2 separate regions of the Mus musculus genome follow, and region 1 is linked to region 2. Evidence: chromatin loops called from intact Hi-C (ENCODE). Cell type or tissue: left cerebral cortex. All regions are shown on one strand. Each heading gives the region's core, and the rest is flanking DNA. Links, peaks and the distances in the headings are about the cores only.

What was found. Peaks named below come from ENCODE experiments on the same cell type or tissue, not always from the same donor. Only the 100,000 strongest peaks of a DNase experiment are listed, where the experiment ranks them.
Region 1: it touches region 2 in a loop (2.5-fold over the local background); 17 of 42 quality-filtered maps call a loop at or near these places.

Annotation. Positions count from the first base shown.
Region 1 is chr15:98,161,810-98,176,798 of GRCm38, forward strand. It overlaps Ccdc184 (coiled-coil domain containing 184), which reads left to right and starts at 5,997. Exons shown (of 1, transcript NM_177716.3): 1 at 5,997-8,325. The coding sequence starts at 6,507. The coding sequence ends at 7,082. It also overlaps a transcript of Asb8 not described here. In left cerebral cortex, for the core only: a CTCF peak has its summit at 8,778; DNase peaks (open chromatin) are centred at 5,308, 5,966, 6,602, 6,742 and 5 more places; H3K4me3 peaks cover 4,152 bases; H3K27ac peaks cover 3,916 bases.
Region 2 is chr15:97,957,648-97,972,636 of GRCm38, forward strand. It overlaps Tmem106c (transmembrane protein 106C), which reads left to right and starts at 6,582. Exons shown (of 8, transcript NM_001252153.1): 1 at 6,582-6,688; 2 at 7,193-7,383; 3 at 8,600-8,663; 4 at 9,290-9,449; 5 at 9,540-9,680; 6 at 10,430-10,479; 7 at 10,962-11,015; 8 at 11,940-12,639. The coding sequence starts at 7,203. The coding sequence ends at 12,072. In left cerebral cortex, for the core only: CTCF peaks have their summits at 5,834 (motif pointing left) and 6,474 (motif pointing left); DNase peaks (open chromatin) are centred at 6,521 and 7,053; H3K4me3 peaks cover 1,895 bases; H3K27ac peaks cover 1,442 bases.

The sequences.
Region 1 (14,989 bases), core at 4,050-12,049, 210 kb after region 2:
ATCTTGAGTACAATATAGGTGTGATGGAACACAGCACTTGGGAGGCAGAGGCAGGCAGATCTCTGAGAGTTTGAGGCCAGCCTGGTCTGCAGAGTGAGTTTCAAGACAGCCAGTCCTATTTAGAGAAAGTCTGCCTCAAAGCAAACAAAGAAATTAACAAACAAATCCTGCCTGATTGCTGGAATCTTTGCAGAGGAAGAGAGAATAAAGCTAGCTTGCTTCAGAGTTCAAAATTCACGAAGAAGGTTTTCTCTATTATTTCCTGTCTTCCTTATCTGGGGTCTCAGATTTAAAACTTTAGGTTTCGTTATCTCTACCTTCCATCTCCATTTCTTGGAACATTTCTCCACAACCTTTTTCTATGAAAGAGAATGTCCCCTGAACACTAACACCACAAATATGGAAGGGGGAGGCATGATGCCTCACAGACCTTACTGAAACGTAAGCCTCAGAAATTCCAATGTTAATTATGTGAAACTGTGAACACTTTTTTTTTGCCCTACCGCACCAGAAGTGTCATGGCTAATTGCCTGCTCTGCCTCTGGTTAAAGGGGGGGTTGATTTTAACGATCCAAGCACCTGCAGGTGGGCTTGCAATCATGGTAGATAGAGGCTAGATGAGCCCTTGGGATGACCCTCTGAGGAGAATCTGGTCCCAGTTTAATTCACTTGATCCAGACAGTCAGCAGCAAATTTCATTTAAAGTTTGCCTCTGCTTCTCGGAGACCTGGACAAATCTGTGGAAAGCAAGAGGCTTTATTGAGATTGGCCACCTTGGGCTATTTCAGAACTAACCTCAGTCCCCAGAAAGTTGCTTTTATAACCCATGTGTGGTGCTTGATTAGATCCAGTGCTGCAGTCCTGGGGAGACACAGCTTTTTATATCCTCTGTTATCTATTGGGTCATCGTGGAGAGCTCTTGTTTGGTTTTATTTTAGAACAGTCAGGAAGAGATGTGAGCCAGGGACATAAAGGCCTCCGTTTTATCACAGGCCTTTGACTGTGCACACTCCTGGGTTGCCGGCTCCATGTGTAAAGGCAGCTGCCGCCAAGCCTGACCTGAGGTTGAAGGAGAGACTTGGCTCCTGCAAATTGTCTTTTGACCTCCAACAGGTACTTTTGAACTTGTGTGCAACTCCCTAATAAAACAAACAAACAAACAAACAAACAAACACATAACTAGAGGCAGAGGCAGAGGCAGGTGGATTTCTGAGTTCGAGACCAGCCTGGTCTACAGAGTGAGTTCCAGGACAGCCAGGACTATACAGAGAAACCCTGTCTCAGAAAAACCAAACCAACCAACCAACCAACCAAACAAACAAAAAAAACCCCACATAACTAACTAACTAACTAACTAAGTAGGACATTTCACTATTAGGCCTAGTATAGTGCACATTTGCAACCCAGGAGACTGAGGCAAGAAGATCAAGAGTTCAGACCATCCTGTGGTACATAATGAGCCCTGTTTTTTGTTTTGTTTTTTGTTTGTTTGTTTTTAAATGTATCTGCTCAGGAACACAAAGATGTCCTTAGAATCTGACAATTGAGAAGGGAAGGTTTTGGTGCACACACCATGTCACACAGGTACGAGTATAATTCCTTTCCAAATAGGCAGAAACTGTGAGAAGTAATTTGTTAACAACAGTTGCCCCCAAAGAAACAGAAATTATTCTTCTGTGTGATTACCCCGAGGAAAGAACACACCCACCCAGAAAATTCTTCCTCCTCAATGATACTAATTTTTTATTAACCATAGTCGAGTCTTCAGCCCCAGCCAACCAGCAAGGATTATCCTAGTAAAGCAAAGGTTTCACTTGCACACATCAGTAACCCCAAACATCGCACAAGCATCCAGGTCAGTCTCTGCTTCCCCCCTGGAACTTCTTCACAGGCCATGCCTCTGCCAACTGCAGTCTCTCAGCAGCATCTTCCAATTTCCCACAGAACAGCTCACCAAACTTTAAGTACTCAATAACTTTGCAGCCCAAAGTTTCAAATGCTTCTACCATCCTCTCCAAAAAGCTTGGTCAGGACCATCACAGTGTTCCCTTGGTCGCAGGGCTCACTTGTCCCACAGTACCCCACACCTGGTAATGATTTCTCTCCTAGTTGCTTTCTTTATTGCTGTGGTAAAATATTGACCAAAGCCAACCTGGGGCGGAGTCGGGGTGGGGTCATTTGGCTTATAGGTTACACTCCATCATTGCAGGGAGCTCCAGACAGGGACTTGGGGACTGAAGTGGGGCTGTGAAGGAGTGCTACTTGCTGGCTGGCTTCCATGTTCGGATTCAGCTCCCTTCCCTTTTTTTTTTTTGTTTTTTTTTTTTTTGTTTTTTGTTTTTCGAGACAGGGTTTCTCTGTGTAGCCCTGGCTGTCCTGGAACCCACTCTGTAGACCAGGTTGCCCTCGAACTCAGAAATGCTCCTGCCTCTGCCTCCCGAGTGCTGGGATTGAAGGCATGCGCCACCATGCCCGGTTTAGCTCCCTTTCTTTTACAACCCAGAATCACCTGCCAAGAGTAACACCACCCACCGTCGGTGTGATGGTTTGTATGTGCTTGGCCCAGGGAGCAGCACTATTAGGAGGTATGGCCTTGTTGGAGCAGGTGTGTCACTGTGCGTGTGGGCTTAAGACCCCCACCCTAGCTGCCTGGAAGTCAGTATTCTGCAAGCAGTCTTCAGATGAAGATGTAGAACTCTCAACTCCTTCTGATTCATGCCTGCCTGGATGTTGCCATGCTCCTGCCTTGATAATGGACTGAACCTCTGAACCTGTAAGCCAACCCCAATTAAATGTTGTCCTGTTGCCTTGGTCATGGTGTCTATTCACAGCAGTAAAACCCTAACTATGACAACGGGCTAGGCATCAATTAGCAACCAAGAAAATGTCTCAGAGACATGTCCATAGGCCAGTCTGGGGGCAACCGTACCTTAACTGAGGTTCTGTCTTTCCAGGTGTCCTTAATTTGTGTCAAGCTGACAAAAAGACCAATGGGTACAGTCTTATACTGAGAAAGGAACACAGCTTCGTAAGTTATATTTGGGAATGACTGTTTGGGGATTTTAGACTAACACGTAGCAGCTAGACTTTCAGTTGATTTAGTGTATTCTTCTACACCCGAGCCTGGAAGCATCTTTATCAGATTTATTGTACCAGCCGTATAAGACAGAGACAGATAATGAAGACCAGGAAAACAGCAAGGTCTACTCAGAATCGCAGTTTTCATAAGAATGTGATACTTAGGACTGGGCACACATCATGGAGGCTACCTTTACAGTGTGAGGTCTCTTCTCCCTACAAGCTAATCAGAGTGAGATAAAAGGACATCACAGCTACAGTGACACCCAGAAACTAAAGCCACACTATGACAAGTTCTTCTGAATAGTTTAGTAGTGTGGCTGGGGTACTCATCCACAGAGTCTGGCATCCCATTGACCCAAGCTTATAACCCAACCAGCTAATGAAGGCTTCCTTCCCTGTATACACCACCCTTAAAATACAAAGACTATGTATTCCTCCATCTCTGATTTTCATGCAGAATTTATGAAATCTGTTTTTCTTAATCAAACATAACCAATGTTTCCTCCCTATATTTTCAAGCCCCACCCCCAAGTTCCCACCCCACTCCCCAAGTTCCCACCTACCCTCTCAAATGTCTGACCTGGAATTGGACTGGATCAGCCACGCTCCTGGGCCTCTGCACCTGCTTCCCATGATCTTCAGTGCTTCTCCAGGAAATTCCCCTCCCTCTTGGCCCAGACCCCTTGTGCTCTCTGGGTGCTGCATGGTCAGAGCCTCTGAGCGACATGATATTCTGATGCTGAAAGCCCTGACACACAGTACCTGCAACAATAGTGGCCAAGGGCCTTGTGTGATGGCATAACCCAGCTCCTACTGAGCAGGGCTAGGTCTGACGTAAGCCTATCTTGGCAGCAAACGTGGGAAGCATTTCACTGAGAACAGGATCGGTCTTCAAGGGTAGAAGGCAGGGAGCACTCTGGAAGAGAACCATCAAGATAGAATTCTTCATGCGAGGTGCCACAGAAGAGATGGGGAGGAATGGCCCATGGCAGAAAGACTGCAGAACATGCCAGTCTTTTCTTACTATAGTAAGGTTCCCATGGGAGGGACGACAGCAGGACTGGTCCTGCAAAGCTCTGAGAACCTTTGCTACATCGTGATTAGATGTCATACTGGGTAAGCTCAGCTGCATCTTGCCTCTGTTTCTAGTTCTCCTGTAGTTTGAAAACAAAACAAACAGCAGACATTTGCACACGAGTGCATGTGTGTTATGGTGAGCCTGTGAGAGTCAAAGTATAACTCTCTGTGCCGAGGGATACCAAGAAAAAGTGTTCTGCTCTTTCATGAGCCAGCTTAGGGATCATCTAAAGTTTATTGACCATGTATGGCAAGAATGGCAGAGGCAAGAGCAACAACAAATTTGTTGAAGGAGCAAGGAAACAAGATTAATCATTAGTTTTTAGAAAGCAATACTGCATGGTGTGTGTGTGTGTTCATCTTTGTTTTGGGGAAATCAAATTTCTCACATCTGTCCAATATATGTCTTAAGTTATTTATGTAAACATTCCGACCCTGGGCACTTTAAGATAGTTTAATTTGCTTTTATTTTAACAGTAGCAGTAAGACAGGCATAGATGAATCTGTTCTTTGGTGCCTCAAAAACCTGGCTGGACACTCTTCATCGCCAAGACATACAACCAGGGAAATTAAAAAACACACTTGCAGTTACTGAACTACAGGTGACCAATGACACTCACCCACACTTAATTTTTTATACAGTTAGACAGCACTGTTCATTTACTTCTCCTTCCCAGAGTCTTGTAAACTCAGGGTTTTGACCACTTGGCTTCCTTTTATCAAAGCGATGTCAGCGTGTTATAGCCTACAAGATGACTACCTTCCCAGCCTATGTCGTCTCTAAATATATTATAACCAAATTTTCTTCCTCCTCCTCTTCTCCTGCTCTACCCTCTAAGTAGGGGAAGGAGTTTTCACAAAGGACAGGGGTGGTTAGTGGGCATCTAAAGATGGGAACTAGGGGCGCTGGCCCTAATAATTCACTCAATTGCACTTCGGTCCAGTGTTAACTCAGATTTAGAAACACTATTATTCGGTCCGTCAAGAAAACGATGTCAGCTGAGGTCTCTCAGTCATTAAGGGCTGAAAGGAAATTGTATTCAGGTCTTCTGAAGTCCACTATGTGTGGGCTGGAGAATCCTGGGGAGGAGAATGGTACTTGGTGGCTCTTATTTAAGTAGCTATTCCACAAATACATCATCTGCTCTCTGCGTCTCGGACGCTATTTAAAGCGCTGGGGATTCCGTGATGGAGGGTGCAGGGGAGGGGAATCTGTTGTTATGGAGTTTTCATTCTCGGAATTTAAGTACTTAGCTTCATAATTTTCATACCCCCCCAACCTGGGTAGAAACAGCTGGGTCCCATAAGAGACTGTATCTCACCCTGAGCTTTCTGGAGGGAGGGAAAATTGTTTTTTGTTTTTTTTTTTTTTTTTTTTTTTTTTTTTTTTTTTTTTTTGCTGCAGAAGGGAGAAGCAGATCGGTCGCGCCTCCCTCCGCCTTCCTCTGCACCTCCAAGCCTGGTGCTGCCAGCTCGCCTGGGATTATTAACAATCGCTACCCAGTCCTGTGGGCCGCTGGAGGATGGACCTGGCTCTCCCATGGTCCTCCAAGGAAGGAATGCGGAGAGCGGGTGAAAAGCCCCCCCCCCCCCCCCAGGCAGACGGTCTCTCTCCGGCTTGGGGGTGGGGGTCGTGCAGCAAACTGCTTTCTCATGCTGTCCTATTAAACATTGCAGCCACATGCTCTTTGCAGCTTCTCTGAGGCTACTGCAGCATCCCTGCCCCGCCCGTCAGCCCATACAACAGAGCTTCACTGCAGCTTCGGAACCCTGTTCTCTTTCTTCCTCACTTCCTCGTTGCCATGGAGACACACGTCATTTACGTGCCGTGCGTCGCCTTGGAAACGGGGGAGCATCCGCGGCGCCGCCGGGAGACCCGCCCCTGCCTCTCCAGCCGCACTCGCGGGCACTGCTGGTGGATGGCTGGGGGGAGTCCCGAGACTGACGCGCTGCGGGTCCCCGTCTCGACCCCGAGCCCTCTGCGAGCGCCTCTGTGACCTGTGAGCACTCTTTGTCGGTGATTGCCGGGAGGGCGGCGGGGACATAGGTACCACACTGGAGGCGAGCGGGCAAGCCACTTTTGCCCCCTGGGTAAGCCCGAAGATCCTGGTCCCGGGACCCTAGACAGGTCTTCGATCCATAGACTCTTCTCAGCCCTCCTTGATCCCGCCCGTGTCCTCTGCCTGGGGCCGCTCTCTTCACGTAGGCTCCCCGCCCCTCTAGGGAGCCTAGGTGTCCCTGGGCTCCACCCCGTCCCTCCCGGGACCTCTCCCCCTCCACACCCTTCCCCCACCCTGGAGGCCCGCTGGACACGACCCAGAGCTGCCACCGCCCGCTTCTGCCACTCAATGGAGGACAGTCTGCTGGAGATCATGACCAAGGACGGCGGCGACATGCCAGCGCCTCTGGAGGTGTCCACGGTGCCCGCCGTGGGGGACGTGATCTCTGGGGAGTATAACGGCGGTATGAAGGAACTGATGGAGCACCTGAAGGCCCAGCTGCAGGCCCTGTTTGAGGACGTGAGGGCCATGCGAGGGGCACTGGACGAGCAGGCCTCGCACATCCAGGTTCTGTCGGACGACGTGTGCGCCAACCAGCGGGCTATAGTCTCCATGTGCCAGATTATGACCACTGCGCCCCGCCAGGGAGGCTTGGGCGTGGCCGGCGGCAAGGGGAGCTTCCCAAGTGTTCCCCATGAACCAGAGACACCTTCGCCTGGGATCGAGGACAGCGGCTTGCTGGGTCGTGATCCTGATGAAGACGAGGACGAAGAGGAGAAAGAGACACCTAACCCCGCCACACCCACCAGTCACTGCGAGCTCTCTGAGAGCCCCGGTCTCCTTGGGGAGGATGGGCCACTTGTGGAGCCCCCCGACCTTCCTGACATTACCCTGCTGCAGCTGGAGGGCGAGGCCTCTCTGTGAGGGAGACCCCACCAGGGAACCAACTACCCGCGCTGGCTTTGGGTTTCCAAGTGCTTAACCCGAGGGGACTGAACAGTGCGGTGCAGTGTTCTTCACTTCAAACGTGGTCCTTATAGGTCAGGGAGAGAGACTCCCTCACAGAAGGATTTGTAGAGTCAAGGACTTTGGAAGCATCGCGAATTCCACCCAAGCAGGCATCATAGCAAACTGCAGAAAGGTGAGGTTCCCAGAAAGGACGTGCCCATCTCTGGACTCTCATCTATCCCTTTACCTTGCCCCCTTCCCCTCTTCCTAGGAAACAGGAGGACCATTGAATTATGTAAATAAAATTCTGCTTTTTCTATTCTGAAAAAGGAGTCATCTAGGACTTTGGCAAATAATCTCTATTTACCTAGAAATTAAGGAGTTGGGGTATTCTGTTCTGGCAACAGGAAATTTACCCTTTTCCCCAAACCCAAGATATTCAGTGCTCTGCGGAAACCTCTCCCCCTTACAGATCGCTCTGCAACTGCTGATGGGTAAAGGAAGCTTGAGGAGGGAACTGCGGCCCTAGGAGTCAGGGTACTCGGGTTCCCAGGGCCCCTAGGCTGGGAGGAGCTGGCTCTGATGTGCATGAAGACACAAGAGCTCAAGCTCTGGCACTGAGCATGCAGAGCCGAGCCTGCCCCGTCGCTGACTTCACCTGGGATTGCTTGGCCACTCACCTGGGCCTAGAGAACAAAGTGCTCAGGTCGCAGGCAGAGACTTAGGACTGCTCAGCAACTGTCCAGATTTAAGGGGACATCTGAGGAACTCTTGGGGGAGGGGGCGCTGCAGCCCCAAGCTGTCTTTTCTGGCTATACCTGCTTAACTTCAGTTCCTTTTATTATTTTTTTTTTCCTGTCAATATGTCGGTACCCTCTGCTTTCTGGTGTTGCCTCCATAATGTCTTGTGTTATGTGTGTCCACTTGTGTAGTAGTGTGTGAGCCCTCAGGGGCAGGGCTTGTGGCTCTAGTATTAGGTTCAGGGGGCTTCAGACCCGTCTGCAAGCCCCAGGCTATCATGGCGCTTTCTGCTCTTTTCCCTTTTATGCCCCACTCCTCAACCCAGGGCACGGAGCATGTGGCTGTCCTGAGTGTCCTTAACTGATGTGCTCCTACCTTCCGAAGTGGTGACTGTGTGTGCCCCTTCCCTCCTCTGTGTATCCTTTCTTAGTGCTTTGCTTGATGTCAACCTTAATAAAAAGGCACCATCTCCCCTCTTGCTGACTGGTACTAAGTGGGTTTAAGGCTGGGGCTTCTGGGTCTGCTGTGTGGATCAGGGCTTAGGAGAAAATGTAGGGGACCAATGCCTTCCCTCCTCTCTTCTTGCCTCCAGTCCCAAAGAGTTAACTGACTTTGTCCTGGTTGGGACAAGCTTGCCAGCTCTGTCTGCTTTCCCTTCTGCCCTGGACCTTGATCCAATGTGGACCTGGAAAATGCAGAGATCTGCCTGGAAATACCCGGCCCGGCTAACAAGGGTTTTGGTAGCCAGCACTCCACACCTGCAAGAGATTTCAGTGAAGCAAGCCATGGGGGTGACTTCTGAGTGAGAGCCCTGGTACAGCAGGCATGCCACCTGTTCTAGGGATGGAGTGGGAGTCACTGTTCTGGAGGGGTTGCCCGGGGTTTCTGGAGTGGAGTGACACATCACTAAGGAAACCACAGGCACTGCCTCAGGCCTCTAGTGGAAGATGTGGGCAAGGTACTCCCCGGGGAGTCAACACTGACATCATCTCGAGGCTGCTCCCTCGGGAGATGGAGATTTCCTGAGGCTGCCCCAGAACAAAGGTTGAGAGCCGACTATGATGTGTGTGTGTGTGTGTGTGTGTGTGTGTGTGTGTGTGTGTGTGTGTGTGAGTGAGAGAGAGAGATGTAAATTACTTCTGTTACAGAGAAGGCTAAAGGACACTGAAGGGTTTGATGCAGGTTTGAGTTTTTAATTCCAACACTGAGTTGACTGCCTAAGACTTGCTCTTCACAATGCATATGCTAGGAATAAAACTATGACTCCTAGGACATCTTGTGCAAATGTTAGCTTCTCGGTGGTTCTCCTGGCCAGGTAGAGTGGGGATGACTCCTCCAGCGAAGCAGAACCCAGGGAAGGTCTAGAGACAACTCCCCACCCCGGGTTTTAAATGCTTATTACTGATGTACCTGTGCATTTGTGCCTCTGTGTACGCACGTGCACAAACGGTGCCCACAGAAAAGCCAGGAGAGAACTGTTTGGGACGACACCAGAGGAAGCCTTGAGGTATACAGTCCTTGGGTGACAAACTGGGATTCAGGCAGGTGGGAGCTGATGGACATGGTGTTGAGGACACTCAAGTCCCCCGGGAGAGTGGCACATGTTTATAATCAAGACGTTTCTCCAGCTTTTATTTTGCAGGTCAACTTTGTGCCATCCCTCCTTTTTCCCTCTTGTTCTTCTTTAGACGGGGTCTCACCACATAGTCTGGATAGCCTGGAGCTTACTATGTAGAACAGACTGGCCTCTGACACACAGAGATCCATCTGCTTTTGCCTCTTGAGTAAACTCCTTTAATGTAATCTTTTCCTACATAAAGAACCCTTACCCTTGAGGACAGAATTAAGGAAAAGGGCATGGTTAGCGTCTTAAGATAGCATGGACCTTTTCATTTTAAGAAGTAGAGACAAGCCATAAAGGCTGTGGACTAACCCTGTATTCATACATAATATGCCTGAGAAAGCTGTGAGGTGTGCAGTCCTTGGGTAATGAATGCTGGGCCCCCAGGGGAGCAGCTAGAGCATCCAGCTGAGGATGGGGACTTAGGCTTCTGCTACAGTTTCAACGTTCAGCATCCATTACCAAGGCGGTGATCAGTTACTGAGCTCCACCGCTTTTATCTCCCAGCAGTTTTATGAGGTAGAGAGCGCGTTGTTACTTTTTACATAACAGCTCAGAAACAGATTTAAGGCTTCAAGGTCACAGACTGGAATGTGGCAAAGCCAGGACCTAACGCTGAGACGGTTTGATTTAAAGAAGCCTTGGATAGAAACCATCTCTATTTTTTTTTTTTTTTTTAATTTGGCTCCTCAAAGAGCCTGAGAGTATCCTGAAAAAGAAATCAACCACATTTGGGCAGTGAAAAAGATTACAGTTCAGGCTTTGGTTCTAGACCTTTCTCAGCACTGGGTGCATGGAGCAGATGGCTGTTTGGATCTGCTATTGGAGAGGAAGTTTCCAGTGCTTGTTGGCATCCCCGTCAGTTTCTTCCATAGGTGAGCTCTCTTTTTTGTTCCCTATCGGTCAGATTCTCTGTCATTTGAGGCAACGCCCATTTAGACTCCATAGAAAGTTCTGGTTGAGGCCTTTAGCCATGGATTCCAGGTCTATCGCTCTGCACACTGTCTTCCAGGGGTTCTCAGCCCTTAAGTTACTCCCTGCAACCTGGCAAGTCCAGAGAGCAGCCTTCCCACAGAGAGCAATTGTTCTGCCCATCCCCTTCTTATCTGCACCCGGAACAGATTTTTGCACAGGTTACTCCTTCACCCCTGTTTCTTCCTTCTCTGCCCCTGGCTTCTGAGGTCTCTTCTCCAGCCTGCTGGTAAGGGAGTTTCAGCTGGAGTTCCTCACCCAGGGTTCATGGCAGGGCTCACTGCTGAATATTTCAGGAAGCAACACACATTGGAAATTACAAAAGCCTGCAAATATATATTCTCTCTAGAGATAAAGGGCCATTGTTTTTGCTTAGTCTTTAAGAGTAAGGATCAGGCTTTTGTAAAATGGGACTAGTCATTGAGTAAAGTGTAACGAGATGTTTCAACTCAAAAAGCACCAATGAAGAAAAGACCAATTGAGCCTGGCTCTTGCAGCATCCGTGCCTCCTGGAGCCTCCTGAGTATTTCCTGGCTGGAATTGGAACGGCCATCTCGATGGAATTATTCACCACTTCCTTGATGAATTTTAATTACATTAGCATCTATCAGGTGCTACAGCCCTTCTCCCCATTGCTTCCAAGTCTTTAACAGTAGAGGGTTGACAAAGATGCCCGAGAGTCTAAGTAAGCAATGTCTTAGTTCACCGGGGAATGCACAAGCATGTCGCTGTTCACCCCAGATAGGACACCAAAGGCAAACCGAGGAACCATCTCACCCAAGTCTAGGACGAAGAACTAGTGAGTTTATAGGTTTGCTTAATAGGGGGATTGGGATTGAAGGGAGTATTAGAGAAGCATGAGTAACTCCAAGGCATCACAAACAGCCCACCCCAGCATGGGTGGCTGCTCCCAAGAGCAGCATCGGTGGGACTCCCCGCCCACTGGCAGGCAGCTCTCTCTCATACACCTGTAAGGTAAGTGCTACTGTTTACCTCACCTTTCAGGGGTGGGTCTTGTGAAGTGGGTAACTTTGAGATCCTCCCTCCCTCCTTTCTGGAAGGCACATTTTAATGGAGAGAAAATAACTTAATATCAAACTCCATGGCTTCAAGTTAAACTTTTCAGTTTGGGGCCAACCCAACCACAACTGTTTCTGGAACCGCCGTCTCTAACCCACCTAACGTGCCTCTCTTAGAGATCTGCTCCCAGACTCAAAGACAAAGCACAGACAGTTTCATAGCAATAAGCTACAGCTTTAACCTGGTACAGCTAAACTCTGCTCTTGGAGAACGACCCCCTTCCCTGTGACATAAACTGGCCCTTCCACACAGCACGCAGATTTATGGACTCACAATGGCGTTGCAGATTATGCTTTCTGCTTGACGTCTATGAGTGGAAGCCTTCCTAGAACTAAGCTACGCCACTCCTCAAATATATGTCTATATATCTCGCAAGACGTAAAATGTCTTGCTTCGAGAGGCAGCTTTTCATAAACTTCTCCCCTTATTAAAATGCTTAATATAGAACTGTATTCAGGGCGCCTACTGTGGTCGGAATACTGAGACATAAAAGGGCTGTCCATCAATCTTTCATACTAGCTATCATCACCCCCTCCCCGCCTCTACATTGTCCTCAGAAGGTGAGTTCCCCCTGAAAAACAGCTTTTCTGCTTGGAAGCAATGTGTTTAGAGAAAGAATCCGGCTCTGTAAATAGTGCTGTAAGAGCGCCACCTTTTGAGGAATAGAGACATTACAAGAGGAACCTCAAAGTGAATTTATGTCTTTTTTTCTCTTCAGGACTGGCAAATGCCTACTAAAGGCTTGGCTTCCTGCCATGTGGTGGGTGGCGAGCTGAATAAGTAGAATGGATCTGAAGAATATATTTTAAAAAGGCAACTGCCATAAACTAACTTCGCTCCTCCCGCGGTTACCTACTCCGAAAATTAATCTTCCTAAACCAGAGTTCTGAATAGTTACTCTCCTTAATGATCTGCAACATCTTCCCATTGCTCCCTATATTAAATATAAAATATGGCGTGTGTGTGTGTGTGTGTGTGTGTGTGTGTGTGTGTGTGTGTGTGTGTGTAGGAGTCAAGCTCCCTGCCAAGAGCCGGGCATACCCTCCCCCACCCCCACCCCCTATATTTCTTTTCCTAGCTACTCTTTAAGGACCGTCTTACCTCATCAGAAGCTCAGATCATTCCAATCAATGCTGGAGAGGGTTCCCAAGTGAATTCTGCTCCTTCAGTCCTGGATGAGCCTCCATTCCTTTCCAGAAAAGTCAGGTACAAACCTCATCTCCAGAAGTGAGCCTTCTGTCCTAGTTACTGGCATTACCCGTCTCCCCTGGTCGTTTGCCCCTCATGCTGCCCGAAAGTGAAAAAAATCCCCAGAGATACTAGACAATTCTTTTTTTATTATTATTATGAATGTGTGCTTTTATTTCTAAGAGCAAGGTTCACCGTTTTCATCAAAATTTTTAATGGGTAAAGTCGAAAGGAGTAGTGAAGCGGGCAGTGGTGGTGCATGCCTGGTACTCGGGAGGCAGAGGCAGGCAGATTTATGAGTTTGAGCCCAGCCTGGTCTACAGAGTGAGTTCTAGGACAGCCAGGGCTACACAGAGAAATCCTGTCTCGAAAAACAACAACAACAAAACAAAAACAAAAAAAACCCAACAACAACAACAAAAAGGAATAGTGAACTCTGTGGCCAAAGTGTCCTGCTCTTCATTCCCCGGAGATGCCTCCGCTACCCGCTACTCTGTAAAGCTCCTGACTTTAGTATTCCACTTTAGACATGAAGAAATGTGACCTCATCCTTCCTCTAAGTGTCTACGGCGGCAACGGGGTGGGTGGTGGGTGGTGGTGGGGTATGACAATAACCTTTAGATTTATTTGTTTTATGTATGTGAGCACACTGTTGCTGTCTTCAGAAACACCAGAAGAGGACATCAGATCTCATTACAGATGCTTGTGAGCCACCATGTGGTTGCTGGGAATTGAACTCAGGACCTCTGGAAGTGCAGTCAGTGTTCTTAACCACTGAGCCATCTCTCCAGCACCCTCCCAGCCCCCCTTATTGCCTTTTTCTCCTCCTTGCCTGCGTGTGTTCAATCCTGAGCACACTGTCCATCTGTTTCCAGGCTTATGGGTACCTTGAGAGCTGCGACTGTGTATTCGTGCTATAGGGTCTGAGGTGTCTACGGGGACTTTATGGTACTGTAGGGTGAGTGGCACCTCATTTTAGGATCCCCAAGGAAAGGAAAGAATACTGCCACGAATGATCATTGGGTTCTTATCACTTGGGTCTTAAAGGTTCGTTCTTATTTAAATATCATTTATTTCTAAATTTCAAAAGGGACTTTAAACTATCACTACCACGTACACAACTATAACTAAAAGTCACTCCAGAATTACAATTACTTAGCCTTGAGCCTGGCACTTCTGAATCACTTTTGTCCCTGTCTGTATTTTTTCTATGCATTTCTATTAGATGCCATACTGAGTTTTAGCAAAGCAGTTTCTTAGGAAAGAAAATGTTGCCTGCGGGAGTTCCCTCCACGGCCCAACTCCTAATCTCTGATGCTGTACTTCCTTTGATCTTGCCAGAGACAGTTTAAGGTAGGTGTTTGAACAGCACTAGTATTTCTCCAAGGGTTGATGAACTGAGGGCTTCCAGTCATATCAGTCACTTTGAATGATAGCTAAGGTCAAGCTCGAGGAGTGTCCTTGTGTCCTGACTTCTGGGAGCTGGCAGGAATTATAAACTACCATTGGTTATATAGGACATTCTATTTGAAAGATGTTTAGATGTGTGAGAGAAAACAGTTTCCTGTATCAATGGAATTTACATTATTATCATCGTTTTTCTGAGGAAAGATCTCACTCCGTAGAGCAGTCTGACCTCGAACTCACAGCGATCCACCTGTCTTTGCCTCCAGAGTGCTGGGATTAAGTATGTGCCCATCACACCAAGCAAAATTTACTTTATTATAAAGGCATCTTGATAATAGCCCCAAAAAAGTGTTCAGCTGAATAATAAAAGGAAAAGGAGCAATTGAGAAGCAGAGGTGAGGGCTGGAGAGATGGCTCAGTGGTTAAGAGCACCGACTGCTCTTCCAGAGGTCCTGAGTTCAATTCCCAGCAACCACATGGTGGCTTATAACCATCTGTAACAGGGTCTGACGCCCTCTTTTGGTGTGTCTGAAACCGCAGTGGTGAATACATTAAATATATAAATAAATCTTGAAAAAGAATTTAAGAGAAACAGAGGTGAGGATGGAACTGAAACATTGTCACCTCTAAGAGTCTTTAGTTTTTTTTCTGAAAGAAACTTTGTTGATGTTTGTGCAGCTATTTATATGTAAGTTAGATGTCCAATGGGTCTTACCAGTTACAATTTGACTTTGAGTCATTTCTTTTTGCTGCTCCCAGACACCCCTTCTCCAGGTTGGTCCTTGGCATATGGGGAAAGTTGCTGTGCATGCAGGCAGGAGAAGGTACAATAGAAATGAAGTACTGTAAAGACTCAGAGTAGGGAGAACATTGG
Region 2 (14,989 bases), core at 2,594-10,593:
AACCCTTTCCTCCCCAACTGCTTCGTGGTCATGATGTTTGTGCAGGAATAGAAACCCTGACTAAGACAGGTGGGGTTTAGGTTTCTGGCTTGGGATTGGAGAAGAGGAAAAAGAAGAACAAGCTGGAAGAGAGGAAGGAGAAGGAGAGAAGCCGCTATGGTTTAAAACGTGGCCTTGTGGGCTGCCCCATTAGAGTTAAGGGCAGCCAAGATGGAATATAATAAATAGTAAGTAATAACTTAGAGTTATCAAGAGGAAAGTAGGTGAGCTGGAGAGATGGCTCAGTGGTTAAGAGCCATCTCTCTGACTGCTCTTCTGGAGGTCCTGAGTTCAAATCCCAGCAACCACATGGTGGCTCACAACCATCTATCTGTAATGAGATCGGATGCCCTCTTCTGGTGTGTCTGAAGACAGCTACAGCATGCTTACGCATAATAAATCAATCAATCTTTGGGCCAGAGTGAGTGGGGCCGGAGTGAGCAGGGGCTGGAGGGAGAGCTGGAGTGACCGCTCAGCGGTTAAGAGCACTGACTGCTCTTCATGAGTTCAAATCCCAGCAGTCACATGGTGGCTCACAACCATCTGTAATGGGATCTGACGCCCTTTTCGGGTATGTCTGAAGGCAGCTACAGTGAACTTACATTTAATAATACTTTTTTAATAAAAAAAAAAAAAAGGAAAGTAGGTTCTAACTGCACAGATGGTAGGCAGCTGCCCAGCTATCGTGTGATTAAGGCTGATTGTGAATGTAAAGGTATTTTGTCTTTCATCCGGGACTCAATAACCAAAGGCAGGATAGAAGCCTCAGCCTGGGATTTTACATATTTAGTGCTACATTTTATTGACCAATTAGCTTGGGGAGCAAGGCTTATATAGCATCATGAGGATAGTACATGAGGATCCCCTAGTGGGGACAACCAGGTCTCAAGGGCCAGTTTTTAACATCTGAATACCTAGCAGCACCAGACCAAGCTCAACAGCTGCTTCTTCAGCTAGCAGGTCCAGTGGCTGCTCTTCAGCTAGCAGGTCCAGTGGCTGCTCTTCAGCTAGCAGGTCCAGTGGCTGCTCTTCAGCTAGCAGGTCCAGTGGCTGCTCTTCAGCTAGCAGGTCCAGTGGCTGCTCTTCAGCTAGCAGGTCCAGTGGCTGCTCTTCAGCTAGCAGGTCCAGTGGCTGCTCTTCAGCTAGCAGGTCCAGTGGCTGCTCTTCAGCTAGCAGGTCCAGTGGCTGCTCTTCAGCTAGCAGGTCCAGTGGCTGCTCTTCAGCTAGCAGGTCCAGTGGCTGCTCTTCAGCTAGCAGGTCCAGTGGCTGCTCTTCAGCTAGCAGGTCCAGTGGCTGCTCTTCAGCTAGCAGGTCCAGTGGCTGCTCTTCAGCTAGCAGGTCCAGTGGCTGCTCTTCAGCTAGTAGGTCCAGTGGCTGCTCTTCAGCTAGCAGGTCCAGTGGCTGCTTCTTCAGCTAGCAGGTCCAGTGGCTGCTCTTCAGCTAGCAGGTCCAGTGGCTGCTCTTCAGCTAGCAGGTCCAGTGGCTGCTTCTTCAGCTAGCAGGTCCAGTGGCTGCTTCTTCAGCTAGCAGGTCCAGTGGCTGCTCTTCAGCTAGCAGGTCCAGTGGCTGCTTCTTCAGCTAGCAGGTCCAGTGGCTGCTGTCCGTTTCTCTGTCTCCCGACTCCCACCATACCACTCATCCACGTCAGGTTTATTTGCATGGTAGCACCCCCGGGATGACCAGTAAAGGCTGCAACATGCAGTGACACCATTGTGAGGGTGGACTTTTGAGAGACCACACTTGATCCCTTGGCAGAGAGCAAGGCCATTCTATAGGTGAGTTACTTGCCAGGAGCATCTTCATGCAGGAAAGCCTAGGCAGGGCGGGGCTCTGACAGGTCTCTGTCCCCTCTCTTAAAGGGCCATTGTCCTAAGAGCTGAAGCTGCCAGAGCATACACGGCCTATACCTTGGGGTTAAGGCAGTATGTACAAATTGAAACCAAGTCTTTCACTGGACATGGTTGCATGCCTTTAATCCCAGCATTTGGAAGGCAGAGGCCAGCCTGGTCTACAGAGTGAGTTCCAGGGCTATATACACAGAGAGACCATGACTGATAAAAACCAAACGGGACGTGAACTCCGCAGCCAATCCCACAACACCCAGAGGAAGCTCCACTCCCAGGCACTCTAACGCCCCCAGGATCTCAGGATCCCAGGATCACAGAGACAGCTGAACTCTGAGGAGTTCTGACACAACCAGAATCACAAGGAGAGCAGGCTCCAGTCAGATATAGCGAGGGCAGGTAGCACTAGAGATAACCAGATGGCGGGAGGCAAGCGTAAGAACATAAGCAACAGAAACCAAGTTACTTGGCATCGTTAGATCCCAATTCTCCCACCATAGCAAGTCCTGGATACACCGTCACACCAGAAAAAACAAAATTCAGATCTAAAATCATTTCTCATGATGGTGATAGAGGACTTTAAGGACATAAATAATTCCCTTAAAGAAATACAAGAGAACACAGGTAAACAGCTAGAAGCCCTTAAAGACAAAACACAAAAATACCTTAAAGAATTACAAGAAAACAGTCAAACTGGCAAAGGAAATGAACAAAACCATCCAAGATCTAAAAATGGAAATAGAAACAATAAATAAATCACAAAGGGAGACAATCCTGGAGTTAGAAAACCTAGGAAAGATATCAGGAGTCATAGATGCAAGCATCATCAACAGAATACAAGAGATAGAAGAAAGAATCTCAGGTGCAGAAGATACCATAGAAAACATTGACACAACAGTCAAAGAAAATGCAAAAAGCAAAAAGCTCCTAACCCAAAACATCCAGGAAATCCAGGACACAATGAGAAGACCAAACCTAAGGATAATAGGTATAGAAGAGAGCTAAGATTCCCAACTTAAAGGGCTAGTAAATATCTTCAAAAAGATTATAGAAGAAAACTTCCCTAACCTAAAGAAAGAGATGCCCATGAACATACAAGAAGCCTAGAGAACTCCAAATAGACTGAACCAGAAAAGAAATTTCTCCCATCACATAATAATCAAAACACCAAATGCACTAAACAAAGAAAGAATATTAAAAGCAATAAGGGAAAAAGGTCAAGTAACATATAAAGGCAGGCCTATCAGAATTTCACCAGACTTCTCACCAGAGACTATGAAAGCTAGAAGATCCTGAGCAGATGTCATACAGACCCTAAGAGAACACAAATGCCAGCCCAGGCTACTATACCCAGCAAAACTCTCAATTACCATAGATGGAAATACCAAGATATTCCATAACAAAACCAAATTTACACAATATCTTTCCATAAATCCAGCCTTACAAAGGATAATAGATGGAAAACACCAACACAAGGGGGAAAACTACACCCTAGAAAAAGCAAGAAAGTAATCTTTCAACAAACCCCAAAGAAGATAGCCACACAAACATAATCCCACTTCTAACAACAAAAATAATGGGAAGTAACAATCACTCTTCCTTAATATCTCTTAACATCAATGGACTCAATTCCCCAAAAAAGACATAGACTAACAAACTGAATACATAAATAGGACACAGCATTTTGCTGCATACAGGAAACGCACTTCAGTGACAAAGGCAGACACTACCTCAGAGTAAAAGGTTGGAAAACAATTTTCCGAGCAAATGGTCCCAAGAAACAAGCCGGAGTAGCCATTCTAATATCGAATAAAATCAACTTTCAACCAAAAGTCATCAAAAAAGATAAGAAAGAACACTTCATACTGGTCAAAGGAAAAAAAATCTACCAAGAGGAACTCTCAACTCTGAACATCTATGCTCCAAATGAAAGAGCACCCACATTCATAAAAGAAACTTTACTATAAAGCTCAAAGCACATCGCACCCCAGACAATAATAGTGGGAAACCTCAACACCCCACTCTCAGCAATGGACAGATCATGGAAACAGAAACTAAACAGAGACACGGTGAAGCTAACAGAAGTTATGAACCAAATGGATCTAACAGGCATTTATAGAACATTTCATCCTAAAGCAAAAAGAATATACCTTCTTCTCAGCACCTCACGGTACCTTCACCAAAAGTGTCCATATAATTAGCCACAGAACAGGCCTTGACAGATACAAGAAGACTAAAATAATCCCATGTACCCTATAATATCACCATGGACTAAGGCTCTCTTAGATGCCAACAAAAACAACAGAAAGCACACACACACACACATGGAAGCCGAACAATGTTCTACTCAACGATAACTTGTTCAAGGAAGAAATAAAGAAAGAAATTAAAGGCTTTTTAGAATTTAATGAAAATGAAGACACATCATACCAAAACTTATGTAACACTTATGTAAACTTATGTAAAGAAAGCAGTGGTAAGAGGAAAATTCATAGTTCTAAGTGCCTCTAAAAGAAAACTGGAGAGAGCTTACACTAGCAGCTTGGCAGCACACCTGAAAGCTCTAGAACAAAAACAAGCAAATTCACCCAAAAGGAGTAGACGGCAGGAAATAATCAAACTCAGGACTGAAATCAAACAAATAGAAACAAAAAGAACCATACAAAGAATCAACAAAACCATCAGCTGGTTCTTTAAGAAAATCAAAAAGATACGTAAACCCTTCCTTAACCAGACTAACCAGAGGGCAAAGAGAAAGTATCCAAATTAATAAAATCAGAAATGAAAAGGGAGACATAACAAAGTATATCTTAAAATAATTACAGTTTGTTGAATATTAACAGTTGAAAATAGTAAAATCATGTTCTACAAACATCATGGAAATATTATTGATAATTTTTCTCTCTATGCTAGAACTTAGCATTTTCTTAATGTTTCACTTCAAAAAGTTTTTGCTATTTTGAAATTTTTAAAATATACTTACTGATAAAGTAATTTCTCTCTTAGAAACACTGATAATCTTTTTAAAGTAAACTGATTGTTAGACAATGTTCACAGATATATAATGCATTTTAAATACTCTCTCACTATGTCAGGTGCTATCATATAAGGGCTTTTGAATATATTCCTTAATGATTCATTTTTAATATTTTATGCTCTTTTACTATGCTTAATTACAATAGAATATTTTGTATGTTTTGAAACAATTTAGTATTCAATGTTAGATATAGGATCCTCAGTTATGGATAGTATTAAATATTCATTAATGATATTTTTAGGATATGAATATAAAAGTTGAACAAAATTTTATGTATTATTTGATTCTCAAAATACTCCATAATATTAATATGTTTGATGTATAAAGTGCATTTAAATAATACAAAAAATTATGAAAAAAACAAATAAACAAAAAACAACCAAATCAAACCATCCAAACAAAAACTCCAAAACCAAGACCAACTAACAGACCAAGCTTTCCTCTTTATTTGCGCTGTGTCTATATTTATTAGGATTGTGTCCCACTGTGAGAACATGAAATCTAGGAAGATCAGAATTCTATCAGGGACCTGATTTCTTTTATCCTTCTGTCCAGAGTTCCTCATGGCCTCTTGGTCACAACACAGCTACTTTAATCTCTAATACCAAGCTCACAGTCCAGACAGGAAGAGTGAGAGGATCAGCTGAGTCTCTATCTACTTTAAGGAGACACAGAATTTTTACTAGAAAAAAATCTACAACCTTCCCCCAAACTGGGCAGAACAGTATCACCAGAGTTCATTAACTGCAACCAAACAATATGTTTTTAGCTTAGCCTTTATTTCTCCCAATATCATCAGATTTATTTAAGTAAGAGACATAGAAGTAGGGCTGGAGGGATGGCTCAGCTGTTAAGATCATTAACTGCTCTTCCAGAGGTCCTCAGTTCAATTCCAAGCAACCACATGGCGGCTCACAACCGTCTGTAATGAGATCTGATGCCCTCTTCTGGAGTGTCTGAAGACGGCTACAGGGTCGTCATTTAAATAAAATAAATCTTCTCTTGCTGTTCTTAAAACAGGGTCTCACTTTGCTGGCTGGCCTCAAACTCACGTTCTAGGCTAATTTGAATTTGTGGCGATCCTGCTGTCTCTCAGATGCTGGAAGCCCCGTGCACCATCACACAGGGCTCTTTAGCCCTCTTCGCCAGTTTCATTTCGCTTCTGTGGCACTTTAGCTTTCGGAGGAGCTCTCAAACCCTTTATGCCCATCCCACGTTTTTTGTGGATAGTGGTCCTGAAATAGGATCACCTTGCAAAACTTAGCTTTGGGTTTCATTCTTTTGACTAGCCAGCAGGACTCCGATGGAAGTTGCCTCCAATCAGGCCCCTTGTCACAGTGGTTCTCCATAAGCTCTTTAGGCATTCAGATCCTCTGCCGGGACCTAGTACAGGTTCTGGGTTTTGGGTTTCTTTATGCCCCGTGTCCCTGTGCGGAGAGAATGGCTTTGGCCGTCCTCCTCTCACACAGAAGCGCTCTGATCCGGAAGCTCAGATCTGGGGGTATAGAGGAGCGACGTTCTGTCTCCGAGCACCTCCGCGGTTCTCTGTCGCCCCCTACCGGTGGGTAGGTGCGCTGCCGCTGCGCGGCAGGAGGGACGCGCTGGAGCTCAGGGCGCAGGCGCAGGCGCTCGCGCTCGCCCGGGTCCTCGGGCGGGCTTGCGGTTCTGCGCGTGCGCACGGGCGGAGGCGCGCCGAGGACTCGCTGGAGCGGGCAGGTGGAGGGAGGAGTGGTCCCGGGAGTAACTGCCAGCAGTTGGTGCGCCACAGGTCCGGGGGCGCCCGCGTTCCCGAGCCTCGGAGGCCTGAACGCGTTCGGAACGTGGCTTTTTTTGTGCGGGGGCGTGACCTGAGCCCGCCTCCTCGGCTGGGAGTGGAGGAGAATGGGGATCGCTGAGGCCTTTAATTAATCTGGTGCCTGTTGTTTGTGTGCCCGAGGTGCAGCCTGTTTGCCTTTTGAGTTTGCAAACAGAGGGGAGGAAGCGGCGGGGTGGGGTGGGGGAGCAGGAGGGGAGATGGGGTCTTCCGGGCAGAGAGCCTAATCCAGCGAGGGCCGTCCTATTCCAGGGGGAGGGGAGGCCAGACACGACACGGGACACTGCTGCAAAAGGAAGGCCGCAGTAGGAACTGCCAGTGTTGCGCACACAGGCACACACTTAGAACAACAGCCTCTTGCTCAGTATTTTGCACTTTATGCAGAAGTGATTTTTTTTTACCTCTAGAGCGGCCCCACATGGACACTAACACGCGCTCACCACCCCCCTCCCCATATAGGAGATGACACATGGGGTCTCAGCACTCCTCTGCCCTCACATTTTGTCAGCGAAAGAAGGATGACAACCCGGAGGACTTGCTGGCTGATAGAGATCAGGAGGAAGCCATCGCTCAGTTCCCCTATGTGGAGTTCACTGGGAGAAATAGCATCACCTGTCACACCTGCCAAGGAGCAGGCTACATCCCAGCAGGTGAGACCATCGGCCATCACACGGAAAGCACTCTGGCATCTGCTCCAGCCAGCCCTCCATAGTCATAGCCCGCCCTGAATTGTAGCCAGCTCCGCTGCCCTGATAAATGGACAGACTCCAGGTTTTTTGTTTTTTGTTTTTTTTAAATCTTACACTCGGAACCCTTTCTCTTCTTCATTTCTACTCCTTTATTAATGCCTTAGTTTCTTTTCTGGTTGCTCTGATAAAATACTCTGACAATGGCAATTTAGGGGATGAAGGTTTATTCTGATTCACAGCTCCAGGTCACAGCTCCATCACTGAGGACAAGTTATACAACAGCAGCAATTTGAAATCGCTTATGTCACCTTATAGTCACAGCAAACAGCGAGCGAGGAGTGCTCGTACCTGGTTTCCCCTTCCCTATTCATTCAGAGATACAGCCTATGAAATGGGTGCCACCCACATTTAGGGAGGGTCTTCACATTTCAGTAAACCCAGTTAAGAAAATCACTCACAGACACGCCCCGTGGGCCGACCTAATCCCGTCTGTATCCACTGAGACATCTTCCTAGGCCACTCCGGGTTCCCAGCCCCTCTCTGGTTTGGAATGTTTATTTCTCTGCTGTGGGATCTGTTGACAAGGATGTTTCTCTATCGTTCTTGCTCATAAGGATGGCCACAGCATTGTGAAGGAGATATTCTAGCAGATCCTTTACAAACAAAGGCACCATGAGCAGTAGCCAGGGGTCAGCAGAATACCAGGGGGTGGGGAGTGACAGTCGGCTCAGGAGTGGGGCCTGGATTATCTGTAGCAACAGCTGCCACTAAGTTGACCCTAGGTGTTGGGGGAGTCACAGAGATTAGAGCTTTTAAGAACCTTACAAACCACACAAAGCTCCAAGTGAAAAGTGACAATGGCTTTGAGATGTTCCGAGACTTCGTCAAAGACAGCGAAGGCAAGAGCCCCCCAGCCTCAGTGCCGCAGCCCTACGGTGCTGGTAGAAGTTTTACAGTTTGTGGCGTTCTCCTTAGGCTAATCTGTTTCTTCCCCTCCAGCTTTTCTTATCCTGTCTCTACATTTACCCGTTCCTTCATCCAACCAAAAGTGTACGTTTTAGTGTCTAAGCCCAGCTGAATCTCAGCTGTGCCAGTTGACGGCGAAATGTGACAAGAAGAGGAAGGGCCACTCATACCTGGGGTTTACAGAATGAGTCTGTGTTTGCTGCTTTTCTAGAGCAAGTCAATGAGTTGGTGGCTTTGATCCCCCACAGTGACCAGAGGCTGCGTCCTCAGAGAACGTGAGTTGGCTGGCTCTCATCTGCCAATACCTTCTTCTGTTCCCAACTCCTCTCTATGAAAGAACACCAAGTAATCTTTGAGAAAGATGTCTGTTCTTATATCTGCCCTGTTTCCTTATTTTCTTTATCCACTAATTTATGATTATTACCTCATTATTTATTTATTTATTTATTTATTTATTTATTTATTGTGATACTAAGGCTTGAACCCAGGCCCTCTCACTTACTAGACAAGCACTCTTCCACTGAACGATAGCCTAGTCCTCCCCATTTCCCCTAGAACTTTTGCTTAAGTGAAATGTCTCTGTCTCGTGTTACAGTCTGGGCAAAGAAATGTGAAGCTAGAAACATCTTAAGGGTCAACTGAAAGGAAGGGGTTGGGGAAAGAGGCCGTCCTGGGAGATGAGCGGTGTTTAGGAGATAAAAGCACCGGTTTCTCTTTGGAGGGCGAATGGTGCTCAGAAGGGCTGAAGGGCCTTTTCTTGCCCCATTGCTCTGTGCCCAGTCTGTGCTTCCTGATTCTGTTCGCTTCCTTTCACTGCATCAGTATTGTGTCAATCAGGACCATTTAGGCTCCCGTATCTGGTATCTGACCGACCACGGTGACCCTGTGCTGTCGTTTGCAGAAAACAGTATGTCCTCCTGTCGGTCCTGCTGTGTCTCCTGGCATCTGGCCTGGTGTTCTTCTTTCTGTTTCCACACTCGGTCCTCGTGGACGATAACGGCATCAAAGTGACAAAAGTCACGTTTAATGAACAGGACTCCCTTGTGGTCCTTGATGTCACGGTAAGATGAACGGCCTCGCTTCCTGGCCTGCGCACTTGCCAGCCTTAGACCGGGACACTTACCTGGCGCTTCCTCCCTTGCCCTTCCTAGGCCACCCTGAAGATCAGGAACTCCAACTTCTATCCTGTGGCGGTCACCAACCTGTTCAGCCAGGTCCAGTACATGAAGGCTGTGGTCGGCTCGTACACAACCACGAATGTCTCACTCATTGCCCCTAGGAGTGAGCACCTGGTATGTCGTTGTTGATGGGCCTCTGCCCACGGGCTAAGGAAGAGAGCAGGTGCTGTGAGGATGCTGTGAGGATGCTGTGGGGATGCTGTGGGGATGCTGTGGGGATGCTGTGAGGATGCTGTGAGGATGCTGTGAGGATGCTGTGAGGATGCTGTGAGGATGCTGTGAGGATGCTGTGGGGATGCTGTGGGGATGCTGTGGGGATGCTGTGGGGATGCTGTGGGGATGCTGTGAGGATGCTGTGGGGATGCTGTGAGGATGCTGTGAGGATGCTGTGAGGATGCTGTGAGGATGCTGTGGGGATGCTGTGGGGATGCTGTGGGGATGCTGTGGGGATGCTGTGAGGATGCTGTGGGGATGCTGTGAGGATGCTGTGGGGATGCTGTGGGGATGCTGTGGGGATGCTGTGGGGATGCTGTGGGGATGGATGCTGAGGTTCCATCCCATTCCTCTCTTCTGCCCACCGAAGACCTGTAATGATGGACAGTTGGGAAGGGACAGAATTGGCTAACATACTTGGACAGTGAAAGAATTGATGAGAGAAAGAGAGTCACCAAATCAAGAGGAGGTGGGACTATAGCCTAAAGCCTGAGGCCCCTAGGGGAAGGGCCCCAAGGTTTTCATTTCAAGCTCCGAGGATGCTTTGTATGTGATGGAAGAGTGGCCCAGCACCTGTGGGTTGATCCCATTAATGCTGTTGTGAGAAGCTTGCCTGTCATAGGCTGACGCGGGTCTTGTTTTATTTTCAGGTGAATTTTACCGTGAAGGCTGAGGTGGGAGGACCGTCTTCCTATGTGTAGTAAGGACAGAGTTCTCTCTAGTACACTATCTGCCTGGAGAGAGTCAGAGTCCTCCTTGATTGACTGTGTCCCTGGCTCTGCCGTGAGCCCCAGATTTGGCCTGTGGACTCCCTAGCTTTATCTTCCTGTGGGGGTTTTGAGAGGAGATGTCATTGTCACATGACTAAAGTTCTGAGCTTTCTAAAGAGTATTAACCACTAGAAACAGCCTCAAACCCCAGCATGTAAACAGACAACGGCTTTGAAAAGCAGGGGCGTGGTGTGGAGGGCTGCAGATGACACCTTGTAGGGCTCTGAACCAGTGGTCCTTGGCAGCATTTTGGTTTGAAGGGCAGGCATGGGAAAGAGAAGGTGCCCCACATAGTTTGACAGTGTAACTCCACACTGCCCTCTAAGTCTCCTGGGAGATGGCACCTTTCTTGTGCTGCTGCTCCGTTGTCAATCAGGTGACCGTGTCCCGTGTCTGTGTTTGCAACCCACAGCTTCTACTGCACACTCCCTGCCATCCGGGTACACAACATTGTGATCTTCATGAGGTAGGTCCTCTGCCCTCCCTCCTGCTGGCCTTTCTCTTTGAGCCTGGGCCGCCCGTGAGCTTTCCACACTTGCTGGAGCCACCTGGCTGACAGGAGACCCTTGGTATTCTCTCGGGGTGGAGTCCAGAACCCCTGCACAGGCTGCCGGATTCCCACTGGAGACTTAAACATACTGTTTGGAGAGATGGTTAAGAGCGCTGGTTGCTTTTCTAGAGGACCCCAGCTTGATTCCTAGCATTCACGTGTCAGCTCACAGTTGTCTGTAACTCCAGTTTCAGGGGATCAATGTGTTCTTCTAGCCTCTGTGGGTACCACACATACACATGGTGTACAGACCCACATGCAGGGAGAAACACCTAAACACATGAAATAGCTATTTTCTAAAAAGTTAAAAGAGCTACTCTGTATGAAATGGGTTCTAGTTTCACTAAACGAGTGATCCTGAGTAAGGACCAGCCTAGCTTTCTCACGGTGTAAGTACTAAGCATTTACCCTCAGGGGTCAGCCATTAGTGTTGCGACTGAGGCTGTTCACAGTAGAGAAATCTGGGATTTGAGTGAGGATTCTCAGCTTTGTCGCCTGTGAGTTCTCTGTCGTCAGTGACTGTGGATGCTTCAGAGTGGCTCCCCTCATCTCTGCTTGCTGCTGGGAGCTCTCGCCTCAGTTCCACTCTGTTGTGATGACCCAAAGGTGCCCAGATGGTGCCAGAAGCCCCTCTGTGGGCTTCTGTGTCGTATCATCCCTGTTTAAGAAACAGTCCAGAAGGTCACTTCATGACAAGGTTTTTGGAATAACCAGAAAGGTCCTCTGGCCTCCAGGTTACATAACCACAAAGATAGGAGCCTGGAACCCTCAACTTGTAAGACATTTTCTGGGTACTATTTCCTGTTTTTTAAGTCTCTTCATTGTTTTGTTTTTTGCTAGGACTTCTGTGAAGATTTCATACATTGGCCACATATCCCAGAGCACCTTGGAGACACAGCACTATGTGGATTGTGGGGTGAATTCCACAGCTGCTCAGAGCCTGTTCTTGGTTCCTCGGGGGCCACACCTGTAGAAGGAAGCCTAACATCTGTCCCTATGGCTGGCCCATTTACCACATGGTATAAGTAGAGGAGGAAGAAGAAACCCGCAGAAAGCATCCTCCCACACTTAGGGGAAAGCCGCCCCTTCCAACGAAACCACTGTCCAGTGCCTAGTCTGTGCCTAGCAAATAGTTAGCACTCAACTACAGGTTGAAGAATTGGATTCAGATATTCTGGCTGCTCTTGAGTCATTATAAGTTGAGATGAACCAGGGTTCCAGGTTTTCAGACCAGAGTAACATGAAGGTAGGTTGCTAGTGCAGCTGCAGACGTATGGGTGTGGTGTCCAGGACACCCACCCGTGAGGAGCCCTCAGCGGCTGCCTCTGCATCTGTTCCCTAATACCTCCCCCTCCCGCCTCACCCCACCCCCGCTTTTTGGAAAGTTTTTGGCGTTTCTTTTCCTTCCCCATACAAAGTGATTACAGTTTCCCCCGCAAGGGTCTATCGAAGGGCTTGACGGACCTTTGATCCACTGGCTGGATATAGATTGGGAATTTGATAGAAAAATAAACCCTGCTTTTGATTGATCTGCACTGTCTCTGACTGCCTGTATGCTTTTGTAGGCACCTGTGAGAGAAACTTAGAAGAGCTGCTTCCTAAGGGGGGATACCTCAGGGGGTGTTGAGGGAAGAACAGGGAGGGCACCCCAGCTGTGTCTTCTTTGCCCCCAAGGAGCACCTTCTGAGCAGCCTCAGCAGCCTCACCAACCTGTGTGCCAGGCAGCAGGTCTCAGTTCCAAAGCAGAGCGCACAGTGCCCTCTGGAGGCTGGAAAGGACAGGCAAAAATGCCGGAGGAAGGAAACTGCTTCGGAGGTGGGGGGTGGGGGCAACAACCTCTACCAGCCTCCTCTGCACTCTAACCTGGCCAGAAGTGGTCAGGTCCAGTGCTCAGCTGAGGTGGGCTTCAGCCTCCCACTGCACGCCAGCAAAGCAGCAGGTGACGATGACGAAGCTTAATCCTAGGTCTTGCCCCCATTTGCTTGGCTTCATTTCCAGTATTTGTCTAATGACTTCACCCTATGAGTCTTCAAGCTAAGAGGTCATAACTAGTCCACTGATAGCCGTGATCTAGTTACCAAAAGCAGGGCTTAGCACTATAACTGTGCTAATTGGGTTGCTGGCGTGTCCACATACCGACGACAGTGACAGTGACCGATCGAGCACATACTAAAAAATGACATTCTTAACAAAACCCAGCATACAAGAAAATGCTAGCACTGAATTCTCCAGTTTACCCATTTCCCTTTCTAGATTATGTCTCTGTCTGTCTGTCTGTCTGTCTGTCTGTCTGTCTGTGTGTCTGTACATGCGCAGAGAGGCCATGGGATGGGGATGATGGGTGTCTTCCTCAGTTGCTTGCCACCTTATTTTCTAAGACAGGGTTTCTCACTGACCCTGGAAGTCACCAGTTGTCTAGCGCCTGGCCAGAAAGCTCCAGGGCCCACCTGTCTCCACCTCCCAGTGCTGGGTTATAGATGGACACCACTGTGCCCAGTCTTCACACAGTGACGGGGACCTGAACTCATGTTCTCATGCTTCTGTGACAAGCTCTTTGTCAACTGAGCATCTACCCAGGTTTTTCTCACTTATAAAAAAAAGTAGCCTCTGAAACATTTTCTCCACAGTTTTGCGAAGGCTGCTCACTTTTGTTACTTAGGATTGGATCTGTTTTTTCCGACCTGTGCCTCAGTATCATGTGCTGCTTGATATTACTGTAAAACCCAGTTAATACCAAATAAGAGCAGTTGAAGCTTTTAAATACACCATTAGCATTCTGATCTCATGCTGTGAATTCTCAGATCTACATTCTTAGCATCTGTACTGGCTGGTTTTGTGTCAACTTGACAGGGGCTGGAGTCATCACAGAGAAAGGAGCTTCAGTTGGGGAAATGCCTCCATGGGATCCAGCTGTGGGGCATTTTCTCAATTAGTGATCAAGGGGGAAGGGCCCATTGCGGGTGGTGCCATCCCTGGGCTGGTAGTCTTGGGTTCTATAAGGAAGCAAGCTGAGCAAGCTGGGGGAAGCAAGCCAGTAAGTAACATCCCTCCATGGCCTCTGCATCAGCTCCTGCTTCCTGACCTGCTTGAGTTCCAGTCCTGACTTCCTTTGGTGATGAACAGCAATGTGGAAGTGTAAGCTGAATAAATCCTTTCCTCCCCAACTTACTTCTTGGTCATGATGTTTGTGCAGGAATAGAAACCCTGACTAAGACAGCATCCTAAACTTCACGTTAGGATGCCCTGCATGGTTTAGCATGGCCTGTCTCTCCCCGCCACCCCGTGTCTGTGTGTGTGCATGCATGTACACACACACACACACACACACACACACACACACACACACACACACAGGTGTTATGCGTGTGGAAGCCAAAGGACAACCTCACTTGTCATTCCTCAGGCATTGTCCTTGGTGCTCATGAGGTGGACAGGCTGGGTGGCCAGGGGACTCTGGATCTGCCGGTCTCCGCCAGCACCATCATGCCTGGTCTTTGTTTTTTATTTTATGTGCATGAGTATTTTGCCTGACACCACACGTATTCCGTGTCCTGGAGGGTCCCTTACAACTGGCGTGACAGATGATCGTGAGGCGCTGTGTGGGTGCTGGGACTTGAACGCACATGGGTCCTCAGGAACACCAGCCAGTTGCTCCATCTCTCTGGCCTGTTCAGATTTTTAAATGTGGCTTCTGGGGTTTGAGGTGTTTGCCCTTGGAGACCAAGCACCTTGGTTCCCTGCAGCAGTGCCTGCACTGCTCTCTCTCTCTCTCTCTCTCTCTCTCTCTCTCTCTCTCTCTCTCTCTCTCTCCCTCATGAGGCTGTGCCAGAAGATCTACTATATACAGAAATTTCCACTGATAAATCTGCACGATCCCCAAAGCATCGAGG